Linked DNA regions of Mus musculus: region 1 is linked to region 2. Evidence: chromatin loops called from intact Hi-C (ENCODE). Cell type or tissue: left cerebral cortex. All regions are shown on one strand. Links, peaks and the distances in the headings refer to the core of each region. The heading gives the core; the rest is flanking DNA. Region 1 has its middle 66 kb from the start of Serpina7. Region 2 holds the start of Platr21 (pluripotency associated transcript 21).

What was found. Peaks named below come from ENCODE experiments on the same cell type or tissue, not always from the same donor. Only the 100,000 strongest peaks of a DNase experiment are listed, where the experiment ranks them.
Region 1: it touches region 2 in a loop (2.9-fold over the local background); 7 of 42 quality-filtered maps call a loop at or near these places.

Annotation. Positions count from the first base shown.
Region 1 is chrX:139,010,766-139,026,691 of GRCm38, reverse strand. No RefSeq gene overlaps it. Among named protein-coding and RNA genes, the nearest start is that of Serpina7, 66 kb to the left of the region's middle. In left cerebral cortex, for the core only: a CTCF peak has its summit at 9,955; a DNase peak (open chromatin) is centred at 9,957.
Region 2 is chrX:139,348,054-139,363,979 of GRCm38, reverse strand. It overlaps Platr21 (pluripotency associated transcript 21), which reads left to right and starts at 7,210. Exons shown (of 20, transcript NR_045455.1): 1 at 7,210-7,375; 2 at 7,607-7,690; 3 at 8,879-8,976. It also overlaps the pseudogene Gm8061. In left cerebral cortex, for the core only: no CTCF peak of the experiment used is centred there; no DNase peak of the experiment used is centred there.

The DNA.
Region 1 (15,926 bases), core at 5,356-13,355, 340 kb after region 2:
AGACCTTCTTGACATCTGAAAATGTATCCCATTGGCTTCAGCCTCCTCTGATCTCTCTCTCTCTCTCTCTCTCTCTCTCTCTCTCTCTCTCTTTCTTTCTCTCCCTCCTCTCCCTGAGGGTGTCTTAGTTAACATTTAACATCTTTATTTTTATTTAAATTTTTACCTGATATGTTTCTGATCATATACTTTACCCTCTCCTCCTTACCTCTCTAGTCACACAACTTTATGCTCTCCCTCTCCCCCTCTCCCTCCCCCCTCTCCCTCTCCCCCCTCTCAAATAGCTCAAAATAGAAACATTAACAAACCCCAATACAAAAGTCAGAACAGACAAACTAAAGAAAGATAAAAATCAATAAGACCTAAACCCAAAACAAAACAAAACAAAAAGAAAGAAAGAGAGGAAGGAAGGAAGGAAGGAAGGAAGGAAGGAAGAAAGAAAGATAGAAAGAAAGAGAGAGAGAGAGAGAGAGAGAGAGAGAGAGAGAGAGAGAGAGAGAAAGAAAGAAAGAAAGAAAGAGAAAGAAAGAAAAATGAACAAAAAATTATGAAGTCTATAATAGACTTGTTTATTTTAAGCCTGGGATAGGGCCTGCCCTGGAATGTGGTTATTATCCCCAATATTATTACTACATTGGAGAAAACTGTGTTTCTTACCTTTTCTAGTAGGCATCAATTGCAAATAGGTTCTTGGTTAGGCATGGGACTTTGTGTCTCCCTTTCCTTCTCAGCACTGAGATTTTGTCTGGCTAGAATCTGCACAGGCCTTGCTTGTGTGTGCTGTCATGGTCTCAGTGAGTTCATGTGTATCAGCTCCACTGTGTCTGGAAGACGCTGTTTTCTTGGAATCACCCACCACTTCTTTCTCTTACAGTCTTTGTACCTCCTCTTTCTGCTTTCTATCCTGTAGGCTACCATTTGGCTGGAATGGTGTACTTTGCTGTTTTTTTTCTTATTTATTTCATGTTTTACCTGCATGTGTGTCTGTGTGGTGTTGATCCTCTGGAACTGGAGTTACAACAGTTGTGAGCTGTCACCTGTGTGGGTGCTGGGAATTGAACCTGGGTTCTCTGGAAGAACAGCCAGTGTACTTAACTGCTGAGTCATCTCTCCAGCCAGTATTTTGCTATTTAAAAATAATTATTCATGTATATAAACAGAAAGAACTTTAGGATATTTATGTTTTTAAGATTAAACATCACAGTGTCATATGTGTATTTTTTAACTTTTAAAATGTATATTTTTATTTACATACCAAACACTGCCTCTCTGGTCCTCCCTCACAGAGACTGTTCCCCCATGCCCCCTTCCCTGCTCCTGTCCCCTCAAACCTTGATGCATCAAGTCTCTCACAGAGTAGGTGCATCCTCTCTCACAGAGGCCAGACAAGGCAGGCTTGTTGGGGAACAGATAATACAGTCAGGCTACAGATTTATGGAAAGCCACTGCTCCAGTTATTGGAGAATCCAGATGGAGAGTAAGCTGCACATCTGCTGCATGTGTACCTGAGACCTCAGTCCAACCCATGTACGCTGCTCTTTGGTTGGTAGCTCAGTCTCTGGGAGCTCCCAGAGGTCCGGGTTAGTTGACTCTGTTTGTCCTCCTGTTGGTTTCACATCCCTGCCATGTCCTTCCGTTCTTCCCTCAACCGTCCATGAGTGACCCTGACCTCCATCCAATTGTTGGCTGTATTTGCATTTGTCTCAGTCAGATGCTGGCTGAAGCTTCTCAGAGGACAGTTATGCTAGGCTCCTGTCTGTAAGCATAACATGGTATTATTAATAATTGAGGGATTGGTGTTAGCCCATGGGATGGGTTTCAGTTATTGGTCAGCCATCCCTTCAGTCTTTGCTTCATCTTTATGCCTGCATTTCTTTTAGACAGGAAAAAATTTGGGTCAAAAGTTTTGTTGATGGGTTGGTGTCCTTATCCCTTTCCTGCAGGTCCTGCCTGGCTACAGTAGGTGACTTTTTCAGGTTCCATATCCTCACTGTTAGGCATCCTGGGTAAGGTCACCAGCATTGACTCCTGGGAGCCTCTCCCATCTCAGGTCCCTGGGACATTCTAAAGATTCCCCCACCCCCACCCCCAACCCTAGGCAGCTGCAAATTCCATTCATTCCTGGCCCTCTGGGTCTCTCTTCTATCTCTCTGCACATCTGATCCTGCTCCACTTTCCCCTCTCCCTCCCACTTCCCTCCCTTCCTCTGTCTCTTGTTCTGTCTTCCAAGTGTGATTTAAGCATCCTTGCTTGGGCCTTCCTTGTTGTTTAACTTCTTTGGGTTTGTGCGCTGTATCCTGGCTATTCTGTGCTTTAGGGCTAATACCCACTTATCAGTGAGTACATACACCATGCATGTCTTTTTGGGTCTGGGATATCTCACTCAGGATGATGTTTTCTAGTTCCATATATTTGCCTGAAAAATGCATGATGTCCTTGTTTTTAATAGCTGAGTTGTATTCCATAAAACTCAAGTCCAAGTGGATCAAGGACCTCAACATAAAACCAGATACACTAAATCTCATGGAAAACAAAGTGGAAAATAACCTTGAGCGCATTAGTAAAGGAGATAATTTCCTAAAGAGAACACCAATGGCTTAGGCTCTATGGTCAACTACTGATAAATGGAACCTTATGAAAAAGAAAAGCTTCTGTAAGGGAAAGGACATTGTCGATAGGACAAAACAGCTGCCTACAGATTGGGAAAAGATTCTCACTAACCCTATATATAACTGAGGACTAATATTAAAAAAAAATATATAAAGAACTCAAGAACTTCGACTCCAACAAACCAACAACCCAGTTAAAAAATGAGGTACAGAGCTAAACAGAGAATTCTCAACAGAGCAATCTAAAGTGGCTGAAAAAGCACATTAAAAATCCTCAACATCCTTAGTCAGTGCAAGTCAAAAAGACTCTGAGATTCCACCTCACACCAATCAGAATGGCTAAGATCAAAAACTAAAGGGACAGCATGTTCTGGCGAGGATGTGGAGAAAGAGGAACACTCCTTCATTGCTGGTGGGATTGCAAACTTGTTAAACCATTCTGGAAATCAACCTGGCAGTTTCTCAGAAAATTGGAAATAGTCTACCTTAATAGCCAGTTGTAGCTCTTCTGGCCATATACCCAAAAAATGCTCCACCATACCCCAAGGACACTGCACTATGATCATTGCAGCTTTATTCATAATAACCAGAAACTGGAAACTACCCAAATGTCCCTCAACTGAAGAATGGATACAGAAAATGTGGTTCATTTACACAGTGTAGGTGGAAATAAAAGGAATAACAAGAAAGTTACGATTGTGTAACCAGTAAAATAAAAATTAAAGAAAAGTTCTGCCTGGTGGTGCAGGTACGTATTTCTAATTACTTTGAGGTAGAAGTGGGAAGATTGTAAATTTCAAACCTGCTGAAGCTACAGAGTGAATTCAAGGCTGCCTGGGAAAATTAATGAAATCCTGTTTCAAAAAAACTAAAAGAAGTTGAGGATTTAGCTCATTTGTATAGTGCTTTCCTTCCATGGGCGAGGGCTTCAGTCAACCTCAAACATCACAGAGTTAAGTAAAACCTAAGGACAAAACAAAGGCTTTCCCTATATAAATACAGTGCTAAATATTAAACTTTGAGCCTTGATCAGGAAAAAAAAAAAGACAAAACAAACAATGAAAGAAGTTATTGTCAGGCAATTTTACACTGGTTCTCAACTTGTGGATTGTGACCCCTTTGGGGGTGTCAAATGACCCTTTCACAGGAGTCACCTAAGATCATCAGAAAACACAGATATATTGGTTCATGACAATGGTGAAATTATAGTTATGTTGTAGCAACAAAAACAATTTTATGGCTGGGGTTACCACAACATGAGGAACTGCATTAAAAGGTTGCAGCATTAGGAAGGTTGAGATGCACTGCTCAAAGAACATAATGATGTTTTTTTAGGGAAAAGGGATTTCATAAATCAAAACTTGACTTCATATAAAAATGGGAAGAATGCCAGAAGAAAGGATAAATGAAGTCAAAACAAAATTATCAGTTTCCCTTATTCTTAGTAGAAATAAAAGGCAAAAGATTGATTAAAATAATAAGAACAACAATGCCTTGTGGATTTGTGGAAATGGGATGTGAATGGTAAAGGCGCCATGAATGATAGGTATGTGTGTTATGTATGGAGTGATGAAGGGGTATTTGCAGGAAAGTTTGGGGCTAACTAAAACACTTCTAGAAACTTAAGATTACCTAAGAAGTTTAAAAGTAAATGAAATGTAAGCTCAAGTAAAAGCTATGGAGAGCATGTGCAATGAATGTAAAAGGCAAACATGTAAGTTACTCTTTTTTTTTAAATTGCTTTTCACCTTGGTGTGTGTGTGTGTTTTTTTCATTTCTTTATTTTTTATTAGGTATTTTCCTCATTTGCATTTCCAATGCTATCCCAAAAGTCCCCCATACCCTCCCCCCCCACTCCCCTACCCCCCACTCCCCCTTTTTGGCCCTGGCGTTCCCCTCTACTGGGGCATATAAAGTTTGCAAGTCCAATGGGCCTCTCTTTCCAGTGATGGCCAACTAGGCCATCTTTTGATACATATGCAGCTAGAGACAAGAGCTCCAGGGTACTGGTTAGTTCATATTGTTGTTCCACCTATAGGGTTGCAGTTCCCTTTAGTTCCTTGGGTGCTTTCTCTAGTTCCTCCATTGGGGGCCCTGTGATCCATTCAATAGCTGAATGTGAGCATCCACTTCTGTGTTTGCTAAGCCCCGGCATAGTCTCACAAAAGAGAGCTATATCTGGGTCCTTTCAGCAAAATCTTGCTAGTGTATGCAATGGTGTCAGCGTTTGGAAGCTGATTATGGGATGGATCCCTGGATATGGCAATCACTAGATGGTCCATCCTTTCATCACAGCTCCAAATTTTGTCTCTGTAACTCCTTCCATGGGTGTTTTGCTCCCAATTCTAAGAAGGGGTAAAGTGTCCACACTTTGGTCTTCGTTCTTCTTGAATTTCATGTGTTTAGCAAAATGTATCTTATATCTTGGGTATCCTAAGTTTCTGGGCTAACATCCACTTATCAGTGAGTACATATTGTGTGAGTTCCTTTGTGATTGGGTTACCTCACTCAGGATGTTAATATTGTAAATGTACTAGTTGTCCTAAACGAGATATCCTAAACGCACCAATTAAAGCACAGAAAGCCAATGCAAAAGAGGTCCTGAGTACACATTGTTTATAAAACCTTAATTGGTCTTTTAATCAGGCTTTCACTGTGTTACCTGGACTGGTCACACCCTTCTAGGTTCCAGTGATCCTCCTGCTTCAGTATACTGGGTAGCTGAAACTATGGGGTTCACTATCAAATCCATCTAGCAAACCTACCTTAAATAAGGAGACAGCTAAATAAGGAGTGACAAAGATTGTAAAGAATAAATGTAAGCAAATATAAAAAAAAGACAAATGGTAACTCAGCCCAGTGTGTGTGTGTGTGTGTGTGTGTGTGTGTGTGTGTGTGTGTGAAGTGTATAAGGTAATGCCCTAAGTGAACACCTCAATTTTGATTGGCTAAAATGTTACCATGGAGCCCAAGCCTGGAATATGTGAATGAAAGTAATAAGGCCCAGTGTCAGATAAAGTAATGCTGAATACCTGAGCTGAAAGAGACTTAAAAACCCCGGTCTGGTCTGGCAACTGCAACTTGCCCAGATCCTCAGGGCCAGACAGAGACTCTTCAAGTTGCGACCTGCTCATCCCTGGAGCCAGCCCATTGATTCCAGACACTCCAACTCTGGACCAAAGCTCCAGAAGAGATCCAAAGCACAGCAGGAAATGGCCTGAGCAGCCATTGGAGCCAGGCTATGACATATGCCAGACTGGAGGTGAGTGAAGTGAGTGTGTGAATGAATGAGATCCCATTTTTCTATTTGTTTTATTGTTGTTTCTGAATAAACACTAGTGTAACCTGATCCTCCTAGTCACTGGAACTCTCTTTATCATGCTCTTGGCTCCATCCCTAAATCTGACTTGTGACAGAGATATATGTGAATTTTGAAAAGAAGAGGTACTTTCTATTAATTTCAGTAGAGCAAATTTCAGAATCAGTATGATCATTACAGATAACAACAGGCTTTACAGATAATAAATGTGTCAGGTATCCAGAAATAATAATCCTTAAATTGTATTCATTTAATAATAGAACATCCAAGTTGGGGACACAGAGCTGCTAAAACTATGAATAGCAATAGATAAATCCACCTCTGCATTTGGAGATGTCATAAAACTGTCAGTAGTCAATAGATTAATCATCTAAAAGGTTGGGAAGTATTCAGTAATTCAGAAAAGCAATAGTAAAATCAACTTGATGGAATTGACATTGACGAAATAGACTCTGTAGTATCCTACATTACTGGCCACGAGGTACATCTTGAACTAGTATTGAGTAAGCAATAGATGGCTGGGTAATTACCCAATCTAAGGAGATGAAACATTTTCTAAATAAAATATGGATTAAAGAACTCTCAATGAAAATTTAAAAAATATTTTGAATTACACTGAAATGAAAATAAAGGTATAAAATTTATTTAAGCTTCAATACTAATGTTCAGAGAGCAATATATTATATCTCATATAATATGTTATATCTATATATTTTCTTATGAAATATAACACATAATATATACAGTAGAAAGGATGGGGATGAGGACTTGGTAGGAGAAATGCTACCCTAAATAAAGAATGTATTAAAAGACTTGAGAAAATTCACTAGTTCCTAAGCTAATTAAAATATTATTTTGCTGGGAGTGGTAGCACGATTTTCATCTCAGTATTAGGAAGTAGAAGAGGCAGGATCTGTGAGTTCAGGGCCAACCTGGTCTACATAGCAATTTCCAGGACTCTGAAGACTAATTAGTACGGTCCTGTCTCAAAAGAAGTAAACAAACAGAAGCAAATTCAAAACCCCAAATTGAAAGAACAACAAAAAGCAAACTAACACCAAAAATAAAATATAACATAATAATATAATTATTGTAATATAATATGATATATCATTATATATATGTTTTTGTTTTTATTTTTTTAATGTTTCATTTTTTAAAAGATTCTTCTTATTATTGTGTATATATAAGTATATTGTAGCTGCCTTTAGACACACCAGAAGAGGGCATCAGATCCCATCACAGATGGTTGTGAGCCACCACCATGTTGTTGCTGGGAACTGCACCCAGGACCTATGCAAGAGCAGTCAATGCTCTTAACCACTGAGCCATCTCTCCAGCCCCTTTATATAAGTTTTTGTAAGGAGGTTGAATATTGGTACCCTACATAGGTGGATAATGCTAACCACCTATGAAGCCACCACAGATTCACTTGGTCTTCTATAGAGCCACAACCTCGTCTAAGAATACTGACTTGTCTGACTGCAACTAAGGTTTGGTGCTACAATTTGAGTATTAAGGTTGAAACTTAATGTGGGACTGCATTCTGCCCTGCTGCTGGGCATGGCCATTGGGGAAGAAAAATGCCACACAGCTGCTTGTCTGGTGCTGGGCTTCAGGGACATGCTGAGCAAGGCCCCAGTGGTGGGAAAGTGATGTTTGAGATGTGGGAAAGTCAAAGCTGGTATTCCCTGACCTCTGGAGCACCCAGTAACCACTGGGAACCACACAGAGGAGTCAGTAACAAAGGGTTGGGGGTCAGCAGGCCACAACGAGGCTTAGACTTTTGGGGTTCTGCGGGCTAAGGACAGCATCTAGCCTGGGGCTGGGGCTGGGAGCTCCAGTTTAGCTCATCCATGACTGTCTTAGCTTGGTGGTGGTTGTCTGGAAGTGCAGAGAAGCCTTCTATGGGAGATTTAGACCACAGCTCCTGAAGCAAAGGCCTTCTCTACCTTACCAAGCAAGTTTCCAGACCAGGTCTATTGTCCCACAACTTAATGCTTAAGGCAACAGCATTAAGACACCATTATTAGACTCTAGAAGGATGGGACAGCTTCTATTCTCAATTAAGCTATTTCTCCATTACACATTTATGAAAGCAGTTAGTCATTTTCTCTCTCTCTCCCTCCCCCTTCTCCCCCTCCCCCTTCTTTTCTTTCTCTCTGGAATTGTCCATCCTTCCCTCGCTAGATATAGTAACTTTTAAGAGAGAGAAAATATGAGATAAGACAGAAGTTAAAAGCATGGGCTTGATTCCATTTCTTTTTTTTCCCATTTTTTATTAGGTATTTAGCTCATTTACATTTCCAATGCTATACCAAAAGTCCCCCATACCCACCCACCCCCACTCCCCTACCCACCCACTCCCCCTTTTTGGCCCTGGCGTTCCCCTGTACTGGGGCATATAAAGTTTGCGTGTCCAATGGGCCTCTCTTTCCAGTGATGGCCGACTAGGCCATCTTTTGATACATATGCAGCTAGAGTCAAGAGCTCCAGGGTACTGGTTAGTTCATAATGTTGTTCCACCTATAGGGTTGCAGATCCCTTTAGCTCCTTGGGTACTTTCTATAGCTCCTCCATTGGGAGCCTTGTGATCCATCCATTAGCTGACTGTGAGCATCCACTTCTGTGTTTGCTAGGCCCTGGCATAGTCTCACAAGAGACAGCTACATCTGGGTCCTTTTGATAAAATCTTGCTAGTATATGCAATGGTGTCAGCGTTTGGATGCTGATTATGGGGTGGATCCCTGGATATGGCAGTCTCTACATGGTCCATCCTTTCATCTCAGCTCCAAACTTTGTCTTTGTAACTCCTTCCATGGGTGTTTTGTTCCCAATTCTAAGGAGGGGCATAGTGTCCACACTTCAGTCTTCATTCTTCTTGAGTTTCATGTGTTTAGGAAATTGTATCTTATATCTTGGGTATCCTAGGTTTTGGGCTAATATCCACTTATCAGTGAGTACATATTGTGTGAGTTCCTTTGTGAATGTGTTACCTCTTGATTCCATTTCTTTTTGTTGTGATTAAAACTGTTCTCTGCAGCATAATTTAGTATTATGTCGGGGGAGAGAAGCTCACTGATCCTTCTCATGGCTAACATGGGTAAATCCCCGAGTGTAATCTCCAGGACTACAAAAAGGAAAACAATCCCTGTATTGGAGTCTGTGTAGTGATGCATGTTTTTAATCCCAGCACTTGGGAGGCAGAGGCAGGCGGATTTCTGAGTTCGAGGCCAGCCTGGTCTACAGAGTGAGTTCCAGGACAGCCAGGGCTGTTATTCAGAGAAACCCTGTTTCAACAGAAAAACAAAACGGACTTCCCAATCTCTTTTTTTCTATTCCATTTGTGCCCATTTTTTCCCAATATAACTTTATTTCTCCTTTTGCTTAATATATTCATTCATATTTTTAGGTGACCATATGAAATCTATGAATGACACCCAGTTGGGGCAAACAAATTGCCCTTAGATTCTACCAAATGTCCCCAGAGAGCAAAATTCCTGAGAGATAATGCCTCTCTTTGTTATCACAATACTAGATATTAAGATACTGAAGCAAATTTTATTAATAATTATATTTTATAATTTTAATTATAAACATGAAGTAGCTCACAAAAATGTATTAAATATAACTTTCAGGCATTTCTAGTATAGCAAATGTTTAGATTTGTTTGCAATACCCATAGAGCATAGGAAAATAAGATGCAATGAGAAAGGAATTTTAAATAAAAAGACAACATTCTTTAATGCAGCAGTTATGTTACAATCTTGCAGTTGTTATAAATAATATGGACTGCAAAGGGATAATGAAACTAAATGTTCCATATGCCTTTCAACCCTAGGCCTTCTACAGTGTCATATCCTCCACTCTAATGCCTTCACTTCTTAGTACTCATTTTGAAGAAGATGCTGAAATGTTAGGAGTAAAACAGGCTTTATTTTCCTCTTACTCTTAAAGAACTCTATCACTTTATGTAGCAGTATAAACTCAGGATGCATGTTTCTCAAACATGAGCTTATAGCACCACTTAGTGGTTTTTATGGCTCATAGAAGCAGGTGTAAAAAATGATTTGAAGAGATTTAAGTGGTCGTAGGACTACAGGCTCCTTCTATTTTCTATGTTTAGTCTAATACTTAAAATAAGCTACAGAAAAACCTCCAAATCCAAATATCAAGGAGTTGTCCCATGGGAACTCAGGTAAGCACTGTGGTCCCACTTATCTGCTCTAGGTTAGTTGACTCCTGTCTCAAACTATACTACTCTACTCCAGCAACAGGTATTAGACCAGTAGGGAAGTTAGAGAAAGAAACAACGAGTATTAGGATAAAGGAGCTTTGAGTAAGCACACAGTATTCAGTCTCATGCCTTGTACAACACAGAAATGGGACTTTCTTAGGAGAGGGACTTTCTCAACATTTAATAATTAGAATAATACCTATGTTGTGGAAACAATTTGGAAAAAAATAAAAATAGGCAAAGTAGTTTTTTCCCCATGTATGTAATTACTTTTATTCATTGGGGGTATTTGTCGCGTTATTTACAGGACAAATAATTTTGCTCTCTGAAACCAGTAAAGAAAATTAAAGGAAAGTTTATTCAGTGGAAAGAAAATTCAGAGTGGTGACAGGGGAAAAAAAGAAAATACATTCTTGTGATTACTAAAAATACATATATTGATCTGAATGATCATTGGACATACTTAAACATATGTCTGGATATGTATGTACAAATAATTCACTAAATTCTATTTTTACAGTTTGTGTATGCCATAGACATTCCAATTCAAATGCAAATCTAAGAAAAATAGAGTGATAAATATCTTCATAATTTATTTATTAAATTGTTACCAATTAATCAAAAGTTACTTAATAAAAAATCATCTAAGCTGATCTTGATGGTATATGTCTATAATCCCACTTCTTGAGAAGTGGAAGAAGGATTGTGAAGAGCTTTCTAGGTTATATCATAAGTTAGAGGTCAGCCCAGGTGCCATATACTCTTCCCTAAATAAAACAAGTTAAAAGGTAGTGTCTACTTATGAGTAAGTACTCCAAGATTCTAAAGGCTAATATATGAAAACTAGGTATTTTCCTCACCCAGGTAGCATTTCCATCCTTAAAGGCAACATTTGTTAATGTTAAAACTTATGTAATATAATCCACTCTATATTTTTTCTATTATTTTACATTTGTTTTCTCACCTTGCATTAACACTGCTTGAGTTGAGTGGTACCTGCAGTTCCACAACAAGAGACGGCATGACCCTGATATCCTTTGGCTCTTGTTAGTCCAAGTAGTCGAAACCAACCATATTGAACCTGTGTGTGTGTGGTGTATGTGTGTGTGTGTGTGTGTGTGTGTGTGCATGGTAGCTCCCCCTGGCCCAGGCCTATCTAAGGACAATTGAGAAGTTTGGTTCAGTTTTTTTTTTTTTTCCCTGAAAGAAATATCTCAAGCAGTACAGGTAGCTGCAGGGGAAATCCTAGATACAGAAGACAGAATCAGCTGGTCAGCTGGAAACAATATACAAACAGAGAGAGGGGAGAGAGAGAGAGAGAGAGAGAGAGAGAGAGAGAGAGAGAGAGAGAGAGAGAGAGAGGTGAATAGGAAGGAGGGAGAAAGATTTGAGAGGAAAGAAGTAAAAGGAGAGACAGAGGCACGGAGACATCAGGAAAACCAAAACAGAACAGAGATATGCACACAGAAAGAACCTCTGTATGAGCTGAAGTCAAGCCTTTCCTCCAGGGCTGAAAGGCTTAAGTATCTTTGAGCCATATTTTCCTCCTTAATTTAGGGTTGATCAGTTGGAACAAAGCCAGGGAAGCTGATAGGCCCACAACTTTGATGTGGACAGGTCCTGATATGGTCCTTGTTAGACTGGCCAGCCAGCCTTGGGGCCCTGCTGGCAGGAGAAAAGGTTTGCCAGTCCTTTAGACCTTTGTCAGGAGGTGAGGAAGCCGGAAGTTTGTTGTCTTTATTATCTACTTACAGCCCTTCTCTCTGTATGACCTATCTGTGGTCCTCCTCTTCTCTATGTCACCAAAATGAGGAAGGAGGATGGCTCATGGACAGTGATAGTGAATTGCCGAGTTGAGTATGATAATGCTTCTTATCCAGGCTGCTGCACCCACCCCATAGTGCTCTTTTGAAGAAGCAATGGGATCTTTTCGTGGATCTTGATCACAATATATATGATCTATGTATATGTGCACATGTGTAGGTATATGTGTATGTATGTATGTATGTAGGAATGCATTAACACTTATGGAATTCTTCAGACAGGTGTTAGGCTGGCCAGAGTGTGTGTGTCTGTGGGTGTCTATGTGTGTGCTTGAATTCTTCCTTTTTTCCTCTTTTTTACTTTCTGGCTCACAAAGAGTTGATGAACTCTGAGCCACTTGACTGATCAGTGAGGAGCCTGTGAGTTGTAGAACAAAGGGCCAGAGTAGTTAGCTTTTGTCCTTAATTCACTGATGCTAACAGCAGGAGTCAACTGCCAGAAACCAGCAGCTTTTAGTCACAAAACAGCAAGAGTAAAATTTCTAGAAGCCATCAGCTTTTGATGTCCAGAACAATAAGAGAGACTTACAAGGCCAGAGATCACCAGTCTTTGGCCTTCATCCAATTCAGTGTTGTGTCTCATCTCAGTACCTGTCATGCTGGGAAGGTCTCTGGAAGATATTATGTACCTATCAAATTGCATTTTAAAGATTTCTGTTCATAGTCATTAATTATTGCTGCTGTAGCTTGTTCCGTGGAACTTTTTGCGGTGGGCAGTAGTTATTGTGGAAACTCATAACTAGTCATATTTCTGAATAGAATAATTTACTATTGCTGTATCATACTAGCCCAATGATCAACCCTAAATGGGAGAAAATGATCAAACATCTCTATCATCCCTATCAAGGCTCTGGGGCCATTAGGGAAGTGAGATGAGAAAAAGTGTAAAAGCTAAAGGAAGGGTGGAATGTGGAAGACTTTCCAGATGACACATGACTGTTTTACAACTGTGAATTGAGATCATCTGTGAATACCCACAGGAAACCTTCACAAGACAGGGCCATTGGTGCTTCCATTTAAAACTGTGGTTCTCAACCTTCCTAATGCTGGACCCTTCAACACAGTTTTTCATGTTGTGGTGACCTCAACCATAAAATCATTTCATTGCTACTTTATAACTGTAATTTCACTTCTGCTATGATTTTAATGTAAATATTTGATATGTGTTGAATCCTGTGCGGGTTGCAGCCTTCAGGTTGAAAATTGCTAGTTTAGAAGGAAGGGCCAGGGGCAGTAATTAGAACCACATTGAGATTCTAGCCATTCCATCCTGCACCCATCTTTTAGGTGTATGTAATTCTCTTTTATCTTTATGAGGTCCCATGAGGTGCCAGAACACACAGGAAACAGAAAATTAACTAAAGTGTTTACTCAATCAATGTGACTTTCAGGAAGTTACCAACCTTGTTTGTTTAAGTCCTATTCAGGTTTGTTTTTCATTTTAGCCTAATTATTATTATTTTCATTATTATTAATTTTGGATGCTTGTTTCTTCTATTCTAATGAGAGAAAGAAAGGCTGTGCAGTCGGTGGGTGGAGAAAGCGGGAAAGATCTAGGAGTAGTTGGGAGAGAGGAAACCATAATCAAGTTAAAAAATAATTAAAATATAAAAATTAAAATAAAAAATTAAAAACTGAAAGAAGGAAAGAAAGAAAGAAAGAAAGAAAGAAAGGAAGGAAGGAAGGAAGGAAGGAAGAAAAAGAGAGAGAAAGAAAGGAAGAAAGAAAGGAAGAAAGTCCAGAGCAAGGCCAGAAATTTTGATGTGTGCCTTTAGTCCTAAGGCTCTGGAGGCAGAGGCAGGATCTATGAGTTTGAGGCCAGCCTGGCCTACATAGGTAATTCCAGATCAGAGCTAGATAATGAAATCCTTTCTCAAGAGAAAAACAAAAATCAGAGCAAGGTCAACAAGATGGCTCAGTGGATGAAACCCACATAGCAAGCCTGAGCACCTGAGCTCAATTCTTAGAACCTTGGAATGGTGGCAAGAAAGAACTGATCCCACAATACTGTCCTATGATGTCTACAAACCTCCTATCAATCACAAATTGCACATCACGTGTGTGCATTGGCACACTGATGCCCACACATATGTAACATCATACATAAAAGTTGTTAAAATCTTTTAAAAGGAGAAAAACTCATAAAAGAAGCTATTAACAACTCAGTGTTCCCGCTCTAGTTCCTGAAATGTTAGCAGAATGAGTAGTGATGTGGCTGAAGGAACTTGGCACTAAGGACTACAAGAAGCCATCCTTTATTCGGTGTATTCGGAATAGGCAAGCCTAGGGAGGGACAATGCTCTCACACTTGAAACCAAATTCCTTGGATTTACGCTGTTCCACAATTAATTTTAAGCAGTTCAGGTAGATATTTGCATGTACAGACAAGCACATTCATTGAACGGAAGCTCATCATATAACCTCACTTATCCCTGTAGTTGATAAAGAGCTACAAATACCGATTGAGTTATAAGGAGGGTTCTGTGTGCCTGCACATGTATACAGACCAATAAGAAAATGACACACTTGTTAGGGACAACAGCTCCCTTCCACTCCATTGATCCATTGACCTTTTTAAAATTATTTCAGCTCTCAAGAAAAGCAGATCACATTTCCTAATTCACACTAGCAGATTAGCATAAGGAGATCTAATATTGTAGAAACTATATAGATATGTGCCATAAAGGCACATGTGGCTCTGCTACAATAATAGGAGAGTAGTTGATTCTATTTGCTTTCTTCTTGTTCTTCACCCTACTCAAGGCATTCATCCATCCATCCTTTTCATTCATTCACTCAGGAATTCAGTCCATTGTTTCTGGGTATGTGAATGTATATATGTGTGTAGTATATGTGCCTGTGTGCATTCAATTGAATGCACTCATGGAGGTCAGAGGACTATCAGATGTTTTGCTCTACAATTCCCTACCTTATACAGGGACTCTCACTGAACTTCGAGCTAGGCTGGTATCCACAAGACCCTGGAGATCTTTTGCCTCTGTATACCATTGTGTTGGGGTTACAGCAGTGTAATAATGCCATGTTTGGATTTTTATATGAGGGTTTAGCATTTGAACTTTGGTCTTCATAATTGAACAGTAAATACTCTTATCAACTGTGCCATCTCTTTATCCCTCAACCAACTTTTTAAGGCTCCAATCATATGTATGTTTTGAATATTAACAGTAGAGCATTTAACTGAAAAAAATTGGACATCTTAATGAAATTTCTGAAGAATATAGTTTGAATTGTATCGATTATCATTTGTTTTCAGTTCTAAGAGACATCATACCCTCTGAAGCCAAACTGTGCAGTGTTTAAATCCTAGCTGGGCCCTGACAAATGTCAACCATTGGCAAGCTATCTTTGTCTACAAGAAGCCCCAAGTTTCTCATTGAATTTAAATTCCCAAAAGAACCCACGAGATTGAAGCTGGTTGTGTGGTCATCCACATCCATTGAGGAACTCAGTAAGTCCATGATTCTTCAAGGTGAACTTGGATGTAATCATTTTTCTGGTTTGACACTGGAGTCTTAGATGGGCTGACTATATGTTTATTCATTTCTCTCTAGGCTATGTAACAACACAGCTGATAGAGAGTTACTTTTAAATCCTAGGTATTAAAGGATTTATATAGTGGAACATGAATGAAATTGGTTTTTCAAGTCTAACTTTGTTGGCATGATTATATTAGAACATTCTTAAAAGTAAATAGAAAATGGTAATAAATTTTACATGTGATGGGACAAGATGCAGACCGAATTAAAGGACTTACTGGAGATCAGGAGTGGAAAAAAGCAAAGAGGAACTACAATTTGCAAAGCAGCAGGAATCCATACATTTACACAACCCAGGAGGGTAGTAGGGCCAATTGGAAATGACTCTAGGTATTTGAGCCCACAACCCAAATTCCTATGATAATCATGATTATCCTATGA
Region 2 (15,926 bases), core at 5,316-13,315:
TGCTTGGCCTAAATTTGACAGGTGGTCTCTGAGGCTCTTACCTGTAAAGGCATAGACAACACATTCCTTTTTTTCCTGTTTCTTTTTTAAAAAATGTTATGAATTTATTTTATGTATGTGAAGGTTGTACTTGCCTTATGCATGTACCTAGTGCCCACTGATGCCAGAAGAAGGCACTGGGTCTCTTGGAACTGGAGTTACAGATGTTGTAAGCTGCCATGTGGGTGCTGGGGTTCAAACTCAGGTCCTTGTAAGAGCAGCAAGTGCTCTTCATCTCTGGGCAACATTTCCACCTCTATTCCTTTGTTTTCCAAAAATACTTAATTTGAATTATGCATACATGCATGTCTGTGTGTGGATCTATACATGTTAGTGAAAGTACCCACAAAGACCAAAAGAGGTTGTTGGAACTCATGGCATTGCAGTTGCAGATGGTTGTGAGCTTCTCAGCAGGGTCCTTGGCAAGAACAGTATAGGCTCTTTTACTGGGTAGCCATTCTCTAGTCCCCAAGCAATACATTTCTTTGCCTGTCATTCCTTGAATCCTGATTACTGTGGTTGGGACTCCTGATTCTCTGTAGGCATCCACTGTGTCTAACCTTAGGACTGCTGCGGGTTGCCTTTTGTTAGGTTTCATGGCAGGTAAAAGTAGTGACTCTTCCCATCTCCTGTGCTTCTGCTTCCTTGGTCATTGTTACGCATACTGTCCTGGTACCAGGGCTATTGAAGTTCACATCCAAGATGACCTGTGATCCAGGTACTGATAAGAACAGAGAAAAACACATTTGGTAATAAACTTCTCTTGCACTGAAAATCAATTCTGTTCAGTGCACTTTAGCTGTCTGTGTTTTTGTGGCTTACTAGCAAGTGAAAGGGTTAATCTTGAAAACAGCTTAATGGACCCAATATAAGCCATAGATAAATGACCTGTCTAGATGTCGCATCTGCTCTCGACCAGCAAGAACGACACGACCACCAGACCTTCTAACAGCAGTTTATTCAGTCTTCATCTTTCTTCTTGTTTATATCTCCCCCAAACCCTGGGCCTCTCACTCTTATATACTCTCAGTTCCCATCCACTCACAGCAGGCCACGCCACCTCACCAGGCACGCAGCTTCAGCTAATCAGGGCAGCAGGGGCATATCTCTATCAAAATGGATTCACCAGTATCCTGGTACACCTGCGCAGCTCTCATGATGTTTGTGGCTTATAATCAGATGTATGAGGAAGTCAGGTGCAAGTCATACGACTTAGCTGCAGTCCCTGGCGCCTTTGGGACTGCTGCCACACCCGCTCCTCACATCTAGACATGGACCGTACCTTGGAAAAGTTAGTTGTCACTCCATGGAGGATATAGTTACCAAAAGTAGAGTATTACAAACCTAATAATACTTGTTCAACAACTACCCAGAAAGTCTGACCAGATGTTATTGGCTGGAGGCAAACCCCAAAGCCACAAATCTATTGACTAGAAATACCATAATATTATAAAATATCATAGAAGAATTTTTACTTAATATTTCATAGCATGACCCTAGAAGGAGATGGCTTCATTTCATTGACCTAAGTTGTAGACTGTGAAGGATACCCAATAACTAACAACTGAGAAGAAATGAAAGTAACAAATCAGAATCTATGAGGAAACAAACAAAACTTGCAATAAAAACCAAACTTCAAGATTTTACCTAACTGGAAAACAAAAATTTGTAAAAATACAGTAAAACATACGTTTAAAAAAATGTGTGCAATAAAACAATTAAATCACATTGTCTTTTGATCTTTTGTTCTTCTACAACATGGTTTCATTAATGAACATCTGCTAAGATACATCAACTGGCTTTAATCAACATTGAATCTAAATTAACTATTGTATCTGGGGGAATCTCGAAACTTAAACGTGATTCTTCTCTATAATATTATGCTACTAAACATAATTTACAGGGAAAATAGATATACTTTACCTTGACCATCAGAACTATTGTCTAAAATCCTTGTGCCTATAACACATATTATCTTAAAATATTCTATAGTGGATAGACACTTGTTCTCAATCAATAATAAATTAAAATTAGCTCTTGACAAATTGCTTAACAAGGCCCCATGAACTCCCAATTAAAACAGTTAATATGGCTGAAAGCAAATTAAAACCAACACCTTCAAGGATTGAAATCTGTTATATAAGACCCAATGAGAGCAAAGAACTGATCAGCCCACACAGAGTCCACTTAATAAAGCAGTTCATTCTGTTCTTAATCCTAAAAATAATGAATTGTGTCACATGGTTTATTATAGCAGCCTTAAATCTTATGGTTTCATCCCTTAAAATCTTTCAGATTATTGGATCCATTCAGCATGCACAAGGAAATATCTTCCCATTATCTATTTGGCTAGTATATTCTGTTCACTTCCTATATTGACAGCCTTGCAACTATAGGTTGTCACCACTTCCAAAGGGAAATGCTAGCCACATATCATGGCTACCCATGGGTTATCTCAGTGGTCCTCCTATTGCAGTCTTTGCTAGGCACGATCAGAACTGTATCCAATGTCCTCCAGGGGCTGCTATGAAATGCCATGAATGTTATCCTTCTCTGAAGAGATTTGTCTGACCTACTCATTAAGTATTCTCAGAGAGAAAGTGTTTATCATTGCCCTGAACATAATGTAGGGTCTTGGCACTACTGTAAAACTCCTTAAACTAACCTAGTAGACCAGGGGGTATTGCATTACTGCACTGTAGAAAACCAGATCTTAACCTTCTTATCACCCATCATGTGAATGCAAATCAACATCTTTTGTTTCTGAGGTTCTGATGACAATACAGTCCCAATGAACCATTTTTAACCTCACTGGCTTTACCATTTCAAATTGGCACATCTTCAGTGGGTCCCCCTCCAGCAAAATTTATCTCGGATATATCCTAATCAAAATGAGTAGATGCTCTTATTAATGTATTCAAGATAGTCTTCCCTGATAGAATCTTGGGTGTCCTTCAGCCATGACCCCTGGGGTTTCTGGGCCACCCACAAATGTTAATTGACCATGGAGGAATCTATTTTTCTCTGCCTTATGTTGTATAGTAACAATGACAGTTTATATATGAATGTGTCACATAACAGATATCTGCATTTGGGTAGTAGAAAATTTATGGTACTTTTGTTTTCTCTAAAGAGTTCCTGTGTGTCATGAACTAATGAATTTTAAACTATGTACCAAGATATGGGTTAATGTCTTGTCACAACATTTTAATCAATCATCCGAAGGAAACTTGATTGTATGTTTATTTCTTTAAAAAATACCTTTTAAAATGTGTTTTATTGTGAGGCAGTGGTGACACATCCCTTTAGTCACAGCAATTGGGAGGCAGAGGCAGGCAGATCTACATGAGTTCAAAGGGTTCAGAACAAGTGAGTTCCAGGACAGCATAGGCTACACAGAGAAAGAAACTCTGCCTCAAAAACAGCAACAACGACAACAACAAAAAACCAAACCAAACCAAAAAAAAAAAAAAAAACAAAAAAAAAAAAACAAAAAACATGTTTTCTTAGCCCTGGAAAGTAGTTTAAAAACAAAACAAAACAAAACAAACAAAACAAACAAACAAACAAACAAACAAAACACACCTGTTACTTTTCCAGAGGACTTGAATTCAGATCCCAGCACCTACATAGGACAGCTTACAATTGCCTGAAACTCCAACTCCAGATCTGGCACTCATTTTGAGCCTCTGCAGGCTCACACATGGCAGACACTCACACTAACATGCATAAATTCTAATAAGTATTTCAAAAACATACCTCATTGGTTTACTTACAGGTCATTGTCACACACTGTTGTTTTATTATCATCGAACTTATGGGTAACAGCATTATAACATGCCTGAGGCATTGTTTATATGAGGATGTATTCACAGTACCAGACAGAATATTACTGTTTGGTTTCAGACCCAGGACAAGGGACTGAGGTACATATTTTACATCTCAAAAAAGATCTGGCTTCTTGGATCTCCCAGCATCCCTCAGTCCCTATCTGGCACACCCTGCCCCCAACCCAGAACTTTCTAGCCCAGGGCTGGGCTGCCAGTTCCCCAGAGGCTCCTCCCTATATAATCCAAACATTTTGGACTCTCTTCTTCTTCTCTTCTCTCTCTCTGTATGCATGCCCCTTTCTCTCTCCCTCACCTGCCTACCTCCTCTTTCCCAGAGGGACTTCCCTGGTCTTAGTCCTTGGGGCCAGTGAACTTGCATGGGTGTAGCGTCCCAATAAACCTGCTCTAATATAATCTAATCTGGTTTAGATTGGCTCATTTCACTGATGGTGGAGAAATAATCTATCAACTATCACTATGTATATGGAGAATTTCAAGCAGTAAAATAAAATCATTAACAACAACAAAAACATGGAAAGTGGCCAAAGTCCAAATGCAAATAGGTGTCTCCTTCGTGTTTTGTGCCTGTGAGACTCTAATCACCTCCTATCCAGGCCGTGGGGCTTAGAGATCAGGTTTGTAACTGAGGAGAGGAACATCCAGCTATGCTGCCCCCAGGCCCTTTGACGCCTCCTTATTAAGTAAACCAAATCTAGTTTCTGCTTATCCTGAATAAAATTCCAGCCTGTGGTCTTATAGGCTGGGCTTTTTTTTTTTTTTTTTTTTTTTTGACAGCCAAATCTTTTTTTATTGGGGGAATGGGTCTCTAGGGGGTAGGCCAAGGCCCTCACTGCACAGCTTGTTCATTGGCACTGCCTCCAGAATCCTGTGGCTTTATCACCTCTAGAAGCTCTGGAGGGCTGGAGAAGGGCTCGATGCGAAGAGCTTCGAAGGTGTCATCTGCTCGTGAAAGAACCTAGTGGGGAAACCCCCACTCAACTCCCGATTCAGCGTGCACCCAAGAATCACGAATAGAACATAACACCTTGATGTAACAACAAGAGGTATTTTAATGGCGGAGCTCCGGGTCGAAACGTATCTCACACAGGAGACAGTGGATTCGACCACGAGGCTTGGAAGCTAGGGGTTTTTATAGAAAAGGAGTGGGGCTGGGGGAGGAATTGGCGCGGTTTCACATGATTGGTCCATTTAAACATCAGCAGCCTGTTAACATTTAACTTAGGTCAGAGGGGTGGGAGATAGGGAGGCGATGGGCCTGCCCGGGCATGTCCTGGTCTGTTCTGCTATGTTCTCAGCCCCAGGTTTCAAAGCTCATAAACAACTCTTTGGGCTATTTGACATACATTACATGAATGACAGGTCTCAAGTTTTATTTCCTTTCACTCAGAAGGCCAGGCCCACCGTGGCTGGGGCCTATGGCCATGCTGTCTGGCTAGTGAAGCCATATTCGCCCAGAGTTTTGCCATCATCAGGGAGCTGGTCACCCTTGTAAAGCCGCTGCTCCTCTGGCGGCCGCTTGAGGATGCGCTCGAAGATGCGCTTCAGTTCGAACACAGTGCTCCACTTCCTGGCATCCTTAAAGATGGTGGTCTTGTGGCACCGGGGATCATGAGAAACAAGTCCTAAGGACTGTGGGTCCGCGTCAGCGCTAGCCCGCCCCCCCCACCCCTGCGTGGCCCCAGAGCCCCCGCCGCCCCCCCCTCGCCCCCCAGGCTGGGCTCTTGAGCTAAGTGAGAAGATGAAAGAATAGAGCAGGAACAGAAACTGTGTTATCTCAGTGCTGCTTTTGACTTTGGCTATAATTTGCTACTTCTCCACCTTGATGGACTGGACCCTGAAATTGTGAACCAAATAGAGCTTTTCTCTCTTTAACTGCTTTCATCAGTGAAGTATGCATTTGGGGGTCCAGCTGTGGTTCCTTGTCTTCCATCCCCACCCCCCTCTCTCTCAGGGATGAAGTGGAGTCTGGAATGGGTGGGGTTCTGGAGGATCCCAGTCCAGCTGGGGAGTGAGTGTGGGAGAGGGGAGAAGGGAGTGGCGCGAGTGGAGAAAGAAAGCCTTCTGCCAAGGTTTTCAATGAAACAGCTCTCTTAAGACAGTCTTGTGTGCATACCTGTATCTGGGGCAGGCTTGTACGCATAGCCTTTATTTGGGGGTGGAACAGGGCTCTATATCGACTTTGGAGAGTGGAAAGGAGTTCACAGGGTAAATGAAACTCCTTGGCTGGAGTTTCAAGTTCTGTGAATTGTCTCATTTGCATGGAGAGGCATTTCAGGAATCTCAGGTACCTGCTGGGTGGGTTCTTATGGGGGAGGGGTTAGTTTGTAGGTCGGTTCCTTGGCAGCCGGCGGGAGAGGCTGTGTGGGGTTAGGCTCCCCAGACAAGGGACTCTCTGCTGCAAAAGGGAGTCCTCCATTTTATGAAAAGCTGGGAAGAGCCATCCAGTCATGGTATCTGCGAGGGAGTTTCCCCACGGTCAGGGCAAGTATTTTATAATAGCAAGAGGATACTGAACCAAGGCCTTCAAGTACTCACTTTAGAATATTTGTGTGTGTGTGATGCTTACATGTTTGTGTGTGTGTGTGTGTGTGTGTGTGTGTGTGTCCGCGCGCCGGCTTGTTCCCACCTGTGTGTGGAAGCCAGAGGAGAATGTTAGGTGTCCTGCCTTACCATCCTCTGTTCTATTTCTTGACAGACAGTCTCTCACTGAACCTTTGGTTTATGGATTTGGCCAAGCTAGCTGGCCAGCAATCTCTCAGATTCACTTGGCTTCAAGGTCCCAACACTGGGATTACAGGCATATATAACCATGCCTGGATTTTGCATGCATGACGGGGATCAAACTCAGGTCTTCACATTCGTACTGTAAGTCCTTTTACCCACTGAGCCATCTTCCCAGCCTCCTCACTTTGGAATTATTAAAAATAAAATTTTATGTTAAAAATAATGAAGAACATGTTCGTATAAGGCTCACCCAAAGTGAACATGAACCAATAACAAAATAGGTAGATGGACAAGGGTACAGCAGATTTTCACACAGTGCAGGCTCTTAGTGATCTCACAAGCTGCTCTTTGGAAGAAAACGGTACTCATAATAATCTTGGATATTTGGAGTGCATAAATCAGGGAACTCGGGAAAAAGCCAGCTCCCTCGCACTATCACTGAGTATGCACATATGACATTATCTTCGACATTTCCAGACTAGAAACCATTGATTAGTAAAATGCTAATTCACTGAAAACAGGTCTTTGCGAAGACAGCCCTGCCCCCTTAAGAATCTGAGATCGCTTTTACTGAATAAACATCATCCATTTCTGCAATGTGAGTAAGATGCTCTTTCTGCACCTTGTGCCACATATTCAGCCCTGGGAACAGATGTGCAAGAACAAGGCTTAGGTGGAATTGGCACTTCATACCATCAAGATAAGGCGATGTGGCTTTGAGCAGAGAACATAAACAGTGTGGCTCAGCTCAGAAGGTCACTGTGAGTAGGCTGCTTTTCTTAAATGAATCGGGTACCCCTGGAAGGAAGAGCCCACCACTCTGGAGAATTTGCTCCTTTTGACTTCATGTTATGCTCTTTAGGGAGTTGAATCAGTGCGTTTCTCTGAGGCTCCCACCTGGCTGCTTCCTCCCTGTTTACTTTTTAGAATGTGTATCCTTTAACACCGTATCCTGTCTGGTAACATGCATGCACCGAATCACTGTTTTCCAGCCTCTGGGGGAAAAAAAAAACATGTGTGGGAACATCCATTCTGCCCGATTGCTGCTGCTTCTACTTGCTTCAGCAGTGGGAGAGGTAAGAAGGGTGTATGTGCTTCTGACAGACTGGGCTGGGCTACATGTCTGCAGGAGGCCCCTGGAAGTTGATGCCTGAGATGCTGTCTGCTGCTTGAGACATTGCTATGTTCTGAGCATAGGGCATTTCCTGATGATTGGCAGCTCCCACGTTCAAGTAAAATCAAGGCTGCAAATGAGGCTGTGGTTCACGGGGTCTAGACAGGTGCTGACAGGATGTGGTTTCCATCTGAGAGCAGATTTCAACTCTTCTATTAGCCAGAGCCTTTTGAGGCCATTGAGCTAACAATGTAAAATATTTCACTCAATAACCTGACCGGCCACACTCCCCAGGTGCCTCCGCACCTGCAGAGTGAGTGGAGCAACCCAGAGACATCCAGTCTTTAGGCTTTTTGCTTCACCCATCCCTCCGCTTTCATATGTACAGGTTTTTAGTCCTTTCTCTGCTCCTTGTGAAGGTACCAAGCCAAAAGTTTGTGTGTAAAAGGAACATAACATGCAGATCTAGATACGTAGGGTACATTCTCAAGCCAGAGTTTTCTTCTCTACTTGTTATGCACTATAGGACAGGCACTTGGGCACACATTCTTTCGACCCTAGAAAAACCTCTGACTGCTCAATGTTTAATGAGCTGCTATTTGGTGGGAACTTAGAAGATGCTGGGAGTAGTACAGATGATGGAGGCAAGGTCTGTGAAGTTTCAGAGGGAAGTGTAAGAGTTCCTTAAATACTATCAGCTATGTCTGATGTTTTGAGCATTAAGAATCTGTGTTTCGGATCAAACAGGGCTTAAGAATTTGCTGTGGTCAATGAGAGACCAGATCCATTAAAGTGAAACCCTGGCTATACAGAGTCAATCAATGCTGGTTAGCTAGAGCTGAAGAATTAGCAGTGGTGAAAGAGACCAGCATCATTGGGGGCTGCAATAGTCTTGAAGGATTTCCAGAGTGTCAGCACATAGAAACTTATGTATGGAGGGTGTGTAGGGTGGTTAGGCTGTATCTCATGGTGGCAGCCAAAGTTCGATTTCAGAATTGAAGGAGAGAGAGGGAGAGAAGGGGGGAGAGGGGAGACAGGGCGTGGCATCAAGCAGCAAGTTCACAGTCCCCAAAGAGAGTCCAGGAGAAGTTAGTAATGAAGGTGTGACCCAGTTGCAGGTGTTATTAGCTGCTTTTATTTTCTCAAACAGAATAGCACATTATGCCAGTACCAAGAGATCACCAACAAGAACAGCAGCAGCTGTGGAGTGGAGCTAACCTGAGCCTGGGAGACAATGAGCGTAAGGGGGTAAGCCGTTTGGAGTCCAGAAAATTCATAAGTGAATCCTGGGTGTCTGACATTGAGTTGTTTTTAATACTGTTGGGCTTTAGTTTTGCTTTATGATGTGACAGGGCAAGACAATACAGTCGTTTCTCCATCTTATATTCCTACTGAAGCCATTTCAGGTTTAACAGAAAATCCAATGGAAAATTACCCAATTCTATTCTAGGAACCGGAGGTCAAGATACCATGATTAACTTAGCTTCTGTTAACTTGCCTGTTTGTGCAAACCATCCTCTCAAGAGAATTGTATATTTTAGCTTGTTAAACTGCCTGCCTGGGTGGTACCTCCTCTGGCTAACTGCTTATCTTAGCTTCTGTTGCACTGTTTGCTTCTGTAAAACCCCTTGCAGCTCCCGAGCCAGATGCCAGGATGTGGTTTTTGCCTTTAAAATCCCCATGCTCTAGACATTCAGGCTTATAACTTAGGTTCTGAGTATCTGAGTGTAGTCCCAACCAGCTGGAATAAAGAATTTAAATTGACTGCAAACAGTGTCTGAGTGGCCAACTCTGGCGGACTCCCCAATAACAATCATCGTGCCTTGGTTATTTCTGTCAGATCCTAAAGAACCTGGGGACAGATGGCTAACTATGGTACCTATTAGCATACAAGGCTTGCTCAGTACCCATGACTCCCCGAAGTTCCGTTCACACTGACCTAACCCTCTCCAGCCCATGGGCTTTGGTTCCCTTTCCTGAGCTTCTGACTGCCACTTTTGCCACACAAAAATATCTCTTGGTTCCCTTGGCTTTCCCCTTTGCTCCTTCCTCCCTTTTTGTTCCCTCCCCCTCCTTATTAATCTTCCTCTCTTGCTCTCCCCTCTCCTGACCTGATACAGTCTACTCCCCTCTCCATGCTCTGGACTCTTCCAGATGCCTCTGGTGGTATTCTTAACTCATATTGATAACAAAAACCACCTCTTCAACCATACCCAGGGACAGTCATGTCTTCATTTCATTTCATTTCCACTTGGAATAACAGAGTATTTACTTTTATTTTGATTTTATAAGAGAGCACAATAAAAGACACTTTGGAATTTTGGAGAGACGATGGGTATTGTTTTTAAAGATACTTTGACTATTTTAGAGAGGCAAACTTTGAAAGAGACTTTGGATGCTTTAAAGAGATTGAACTTCTAACCCGCTCAAATGTGTAAAGACTGGAGCCCTTTTAAAAGTTGCAATGCTTCTTATTGTGATATTATTACTACTACTAAGAGACTTTAGGGGTGATCAAGGAAGGAAAGTTCAAAGCTAATTAGAAATGCATTTGTATGTCAAGTTGAAATATGAAAATGGATTAAGTGTCCTGGCTAGTTTTTGTCTACTTGACAGGAGCTTGAGTCGTTTTGTAATAGAGCACCTCAATTGAGAAAAATGTTCCCACCACATCAGCCTGTGGTGTCCTGTCTTGATTGATGTGGGACGACTCAGTTCACTGTGGCTGGTGCCACTCCCGGGCTGGTGGTCCTGGGTGCTATAAGAAAGCAGGCTGAGCAAGCTGTGGGGAACAAGCCAGTGAGCAGCATTTCTCCGTGGCTTCTGCATCAGCTCCTGCCTCCAGGTTCCTATATTGAATTCCTACCCAGAATTCTTTCACTTTGCTCAGAGTCCACAGGCAAATGCCTAGGTGACTCTGTCCTTGTCATTTTCAAGTAGGAGGTTTATTGTTTTCTTGAGAAGAGGGGCTGGAGCAATGGGTGGAGGGACAGGAGCAGATAAGAAATCAAACTGGATTGTCACAGAGCTCTGAAAAGCAGCTCCCCGAGGCTTCATTTTTAGTTCTTGGTATGGCAGAGACACTACAATGTTGTAGAGTGAGGGATGCTTCGTGCACCTACCCTTTCAGCACTGGGAAGAAATTGTTCTTGTATTGCCCTCTTAAGTTCCTTGGGGAGGACTGCACTATTAGGCTGAAGCCATCCTTCCAAAGAAACATTTAGGTAATTTATCTGGAGGTTTCCATTCAATTATCCCATTAGAGATGTGGGAATACTTGAGTTATTTGCTAGCACAGAAGGTGTCCACTCTTGTTAAGGAAATATTTTTATGGCCTACATCTACATGGTCTGGAGAAGCACATGTCATTTCGGCTTCCATTTGCTCCTTCATCCAAGAGCCCTTAGCCAGGGCTCTGTGTTTGAACTTTAAGGTCACCCAGAGTTCCACCAAAAGGGACCACAGATTTTTTTTCTTCTTCTTAAATGACACAAAATGATCTATGATAAGAAGTCTGACCTTGGGATTGGGAGGACAGAGCTGGCAATTTAATCTCACTTACTAACTGCCAAACACAGCTACAATTCCATACAGCCATGCAAGGGGCCTCAAAAGTTATTCTCAAGAACTGTGCTGTAGGAAGCCCTTATAACTAGATAGCACTTCTCAAGCATTTGTTTACAATACCCCTGAATACTGAAATCTGGCTTTTCCCCTCACATGGGGAAGCATTCACTTCACAGGAGTCATTTAGACACTCATGTCCAATTGCACTTGCTTTCTGAAGCACTGGACTTGAAATAACCCATTTGTTTCTGCAGCTCAGCTTCTGGGCAGTCAGCCTACAGTGAAGCCAGCAGGCAGAGTGATGAGGGTCACGCATATTTCCATAACAGCAGTATGATGTAATACACACGGAAGAATGGCTTGGCTTTAGACCCAGTGATAGCCACTTTGAACTGTCAAAAAATAATAAACATGCGCTGTGAATTCGCTTTATGGCTTTATGCATTTTAAAATCTGTGGTCATATTTTGAGTCCTATCGCTGAAAGGCAATAACACAGAGGCTGGAAGAACAACTTCAAAAGGAAGAATCACTTAGATTCCATTCCTAGATATTCAATCACACTCTCACATTGAAACTACAACACACAGAAGTAGTCATAGATTCACTTACATATGAACACATATATTCACAAATTTGCACAAGTCATTCCATACTGATTTTCAAATGAATGTTCATTTTAGTTTAAATATAGGACTACATATCAAGATACATATACTAATAAGCTTATTTTCTATATGCACAGATATTTTGCTCAATATATTTTAATTTAACATACACATAAAAATTATAGTTATGTGAAAATGCCCATACAAATACCCAATTTCTTCATTCACACACATAACTCAAGATACTCACATGCACTTGAAGGTATAACATACTTACATATTTGCAAATTAACTCACACAAATGTACACTTAATCTGATACCTTCATTTCACTTAAAATTATTTATTGTCACACTCATACACATGAGCTGTATACAGTTTTGAAAGTACTTTACTTATATTTATTTTATGTGTATGGATTTTTGTAACTATATGTCTGTGAACCACATTTATAGAGTGCCTGTAGAGGTAAGACAGGAGGCATTAGAACTAGAATTAGAGGTGACTGTGGGCTAACCATGTGAATGCCAGGAATTGAACTCAGGTCATCTGCAAAGGCAACAGGTTCCTTTAACCACTGACTCAACTCTCAGCTTTGAGCTTGTTTATACATCAACACATATAAATACACTTAGAATATATAGGCATGCCTGAGATGAACGAACATACACACAAATTTGCAGAAGTCATTCCATACTGATTTTCAAATGAATGTTCATTTTAGTTTAAATCACCCATATAACTATGCTTATAAGTCAATTCATAGAAACACACGCTACATAAGCAAAACATGAATGCTCAACTTTTATCCACACATACTTGTGCTCACACAAAACTGATCACCAACACATAAACATACTAAATATTAATATAGAAGAACATGAAAATCCTCATGCAATCTCTTAAGGATACTTGCCTGCATTTTCATTCACATTATTATCAGACTTACACTGATACATTTTTGTGTACTCCTTCACACAGATAAGCTGGTTAAACATACAAATATATCAGTAATTTGGACACGTACCCACCCAAATATTTACTGTTTACTCACAGGCACACATTCACATCTATATTTGCCACCATAATTCTTTCCAAATCAAGAATATATCCACATGCAGAGGATACTTTGTGGATGAAAGTTTTCATCTACACAAGATTTTGTTTATAACTACAATGCACATTCACTCAGAAACATGATCCTGACTGTATATTAACACAGTAGGAGTCATTCACATAATCATTCATCATAAACATATTCACATCACTTCTATGCTTATTCCCTTCCACTTGCACACAACCAGACATCCTTCTGCTGTTATGTTTATACAAATAGACATTTATAGTCACATGAGAATATACAAAGTTACGTTCACATATTCACACACATGCACATATTATATGCTTACATTTAGTTACTAATATATCTGCACACGAACAAGCTTACACATTTATCCACAAATAAACACATACTAGGATCAGTACACATGATTTAGAAACTGACTCACAGATGCTCACATATTAACAACACACAAAACATGTAATGCATACTCAGAGACAAAAAATAGCCAAATATATGTTTATATATTCACTCATATACATGAATATGCATACCTATATAGTCACACAACTACAAGCACTCGTACTGGAGCAGACCCACTTATTTACAACATAGACATTGGTATATAAAAGATACAAAGGACTTCTGCATACTGACTCTATGTCGTTTTCTTTTTCACGGCAAGCTAGAAAGCATTAGTGCAAAAGCTGGCTGGCACCAAACTCGAATTTTACACACTCAGTTGTTTTCAATATATTCAAAATAAGCAGATTTTAGCCACCGACTGCCTGATTTGCATTCCCCACAAAACTGCACCGGACAGCTGTTACCCATAGAGGAGTTAAAGGTTATCATTATAAAAGCCCCCAATTACACCGCTGTGTGCATTCCTTGACCCAAAGACTTCTCACCCTGTTGCCAAATTCCATCAAGGAGACATATAGGTCCACTCTCTGATCTCCCTATCATCTTGGGCTTTTTCTTTTCCTGGAAGGTCTCTGATTATGTGGGCTATCCATCTCGTGTAAACCGGTCAAAGTGTACTCTAAGTAAATCTCCTTGTGTGCTATTGCCACCTTGGAGAGCCTATCTTTTGCCTCCATCAGCCCTAAAATCCCTTAAAGTCAGCACAAGTGGTGCTGAGGAAAGGAGAGAATTTGGGTGTTAATCAGGAAATTAATCAGCCAGCAGAACAATCAATTGACCGATTTCTCCTAGGCGGTGTTTTATGGTTGGGAATCAAAATTTGGTATGCTCCCAGGTCAGTGCAGCATCGCTCCATACTAGCAACTTTGTATTTGTTATGGCCTCCTCCTGTGCCTCATTAGCCTAATGAGGCAGCAACATTGGCATTTTAGTGAAGCAATGCTTCTGCAACTGATTGGGAGCCAGAGACATGGAGCTTCATGAAAATGTCAGCCTGCCCTGTGGGCCCAAATAGAGAAAGGCGGGGCGGTGAACCTCTGATCTGACAGTAGGTCATTCTTGACTCCCTGGACATTTGTAGAGAAGACATTTCTTTGTTCCTGGGGATTGCTGTAGCATGTAAATAAGATAACAAGTCACTTTGTCAGGCCAAGGCTTCTCTCTTAATCATAGTTTGGAGAGAGAACTGTATAAACGATTAGTGTCACCTTATTGTTCTCTAACTGGGATTTGCTGTGGCAAGAAGGCATCATTTGAAATCATCTGTCAAAGGGCATCCTTCCCCAGATCCTTGGGCTAAGCCAGTGACTAAGTAAAAGAAAGTTTTTGTTTCTGTTCCTCTCAACCTTCTGAATTAAGTGGTTTACCCTACTGAACAGGTACTCTAAATCACCAGACCCATTCTGGGCTTTGCTCAGTGTGGTAGTTAACTAAAGTGTTGCCAGGTGGGAGGTAGGAAGCCAAGAGTCTGAAGGTGTTATGACAGTGGCAAGGTCTCTTGATGCCCTTCAGAAGCAAGGGCAGTAAAGTATCACTATGGTATGGATGAGAACAATTTGCCCTCAACTTTCTTGGGCCCCTTAAACAGAACATGCAAATGTGAACAGTCAAGAATGTGAGACCGTATCTCTAGTGGAGGAGAAAATAGATTTTCTTTCTTTCACGGAGACCAGGTCTTTCCTTAAGGACCTAGCTCTAACCCCTGATGAGCTTCCTGGCTTATGAGCTATATAGAAGGTACCTGCTGGGATGTAAGCTTCACCTAACAGAGACTAAAAATGGAGTAGTGCACTGTATCATATGATATGGAAAGTGATATCATTCCTAAACGATTCCACACAATAGGGAAAGTAGGAGTAACAGGATTTGGACACCGACACACACACACACGAGTGCGTGTGTGTGAATTTTTATGGCTAAGCAGGTTTCACATACTATGTTAGGCCTCCTAACAGCTCTCAGATAGACAACAGAGACTGCTACCTTGCCATCAGCTGGGATATTGGGATGGGCTCATTGGTCAATAGATGCTATACAGCATGGTGAGTTGGCAAGTATGGAGAATGCTGAATTGAGCTGAGTCCACTCAGTTGTTTCTCGGGGGCTTCCTAACATCTATAATCCCTTCTTACTGGCAGTGATGCCTAATGCTAAAACAAGTCAAGAAATCACAGTGCCCTGGATTTAGCAGACTTATGGAAGACCAATCAAATCAAAGGCTTCTGGTTAAATCTATAAACATGGCCTGCAACAGCAAACACCGTTACTCACCTCTAATCTTCATTGGCCCTATATACTGGGTCTTCCACTTTTCAGTGGGTACCAAAGCAATAAGAGGCACTAACTAGCTCACTTGTTCTCAAACCTCCTAATGAAAAGACTCTTTTAATACAGATGTGGTGACCCCCCTCCATGAAATTATTTTCATAGCTGTAAAATTTTGCTACTGTTATGCATTGAAATTTAATTATCTGATCTACATCTCCCAAAGGGGTTGTGACCCACATGTTGAGAACTGCTGCAGATAAACCACTCTAGC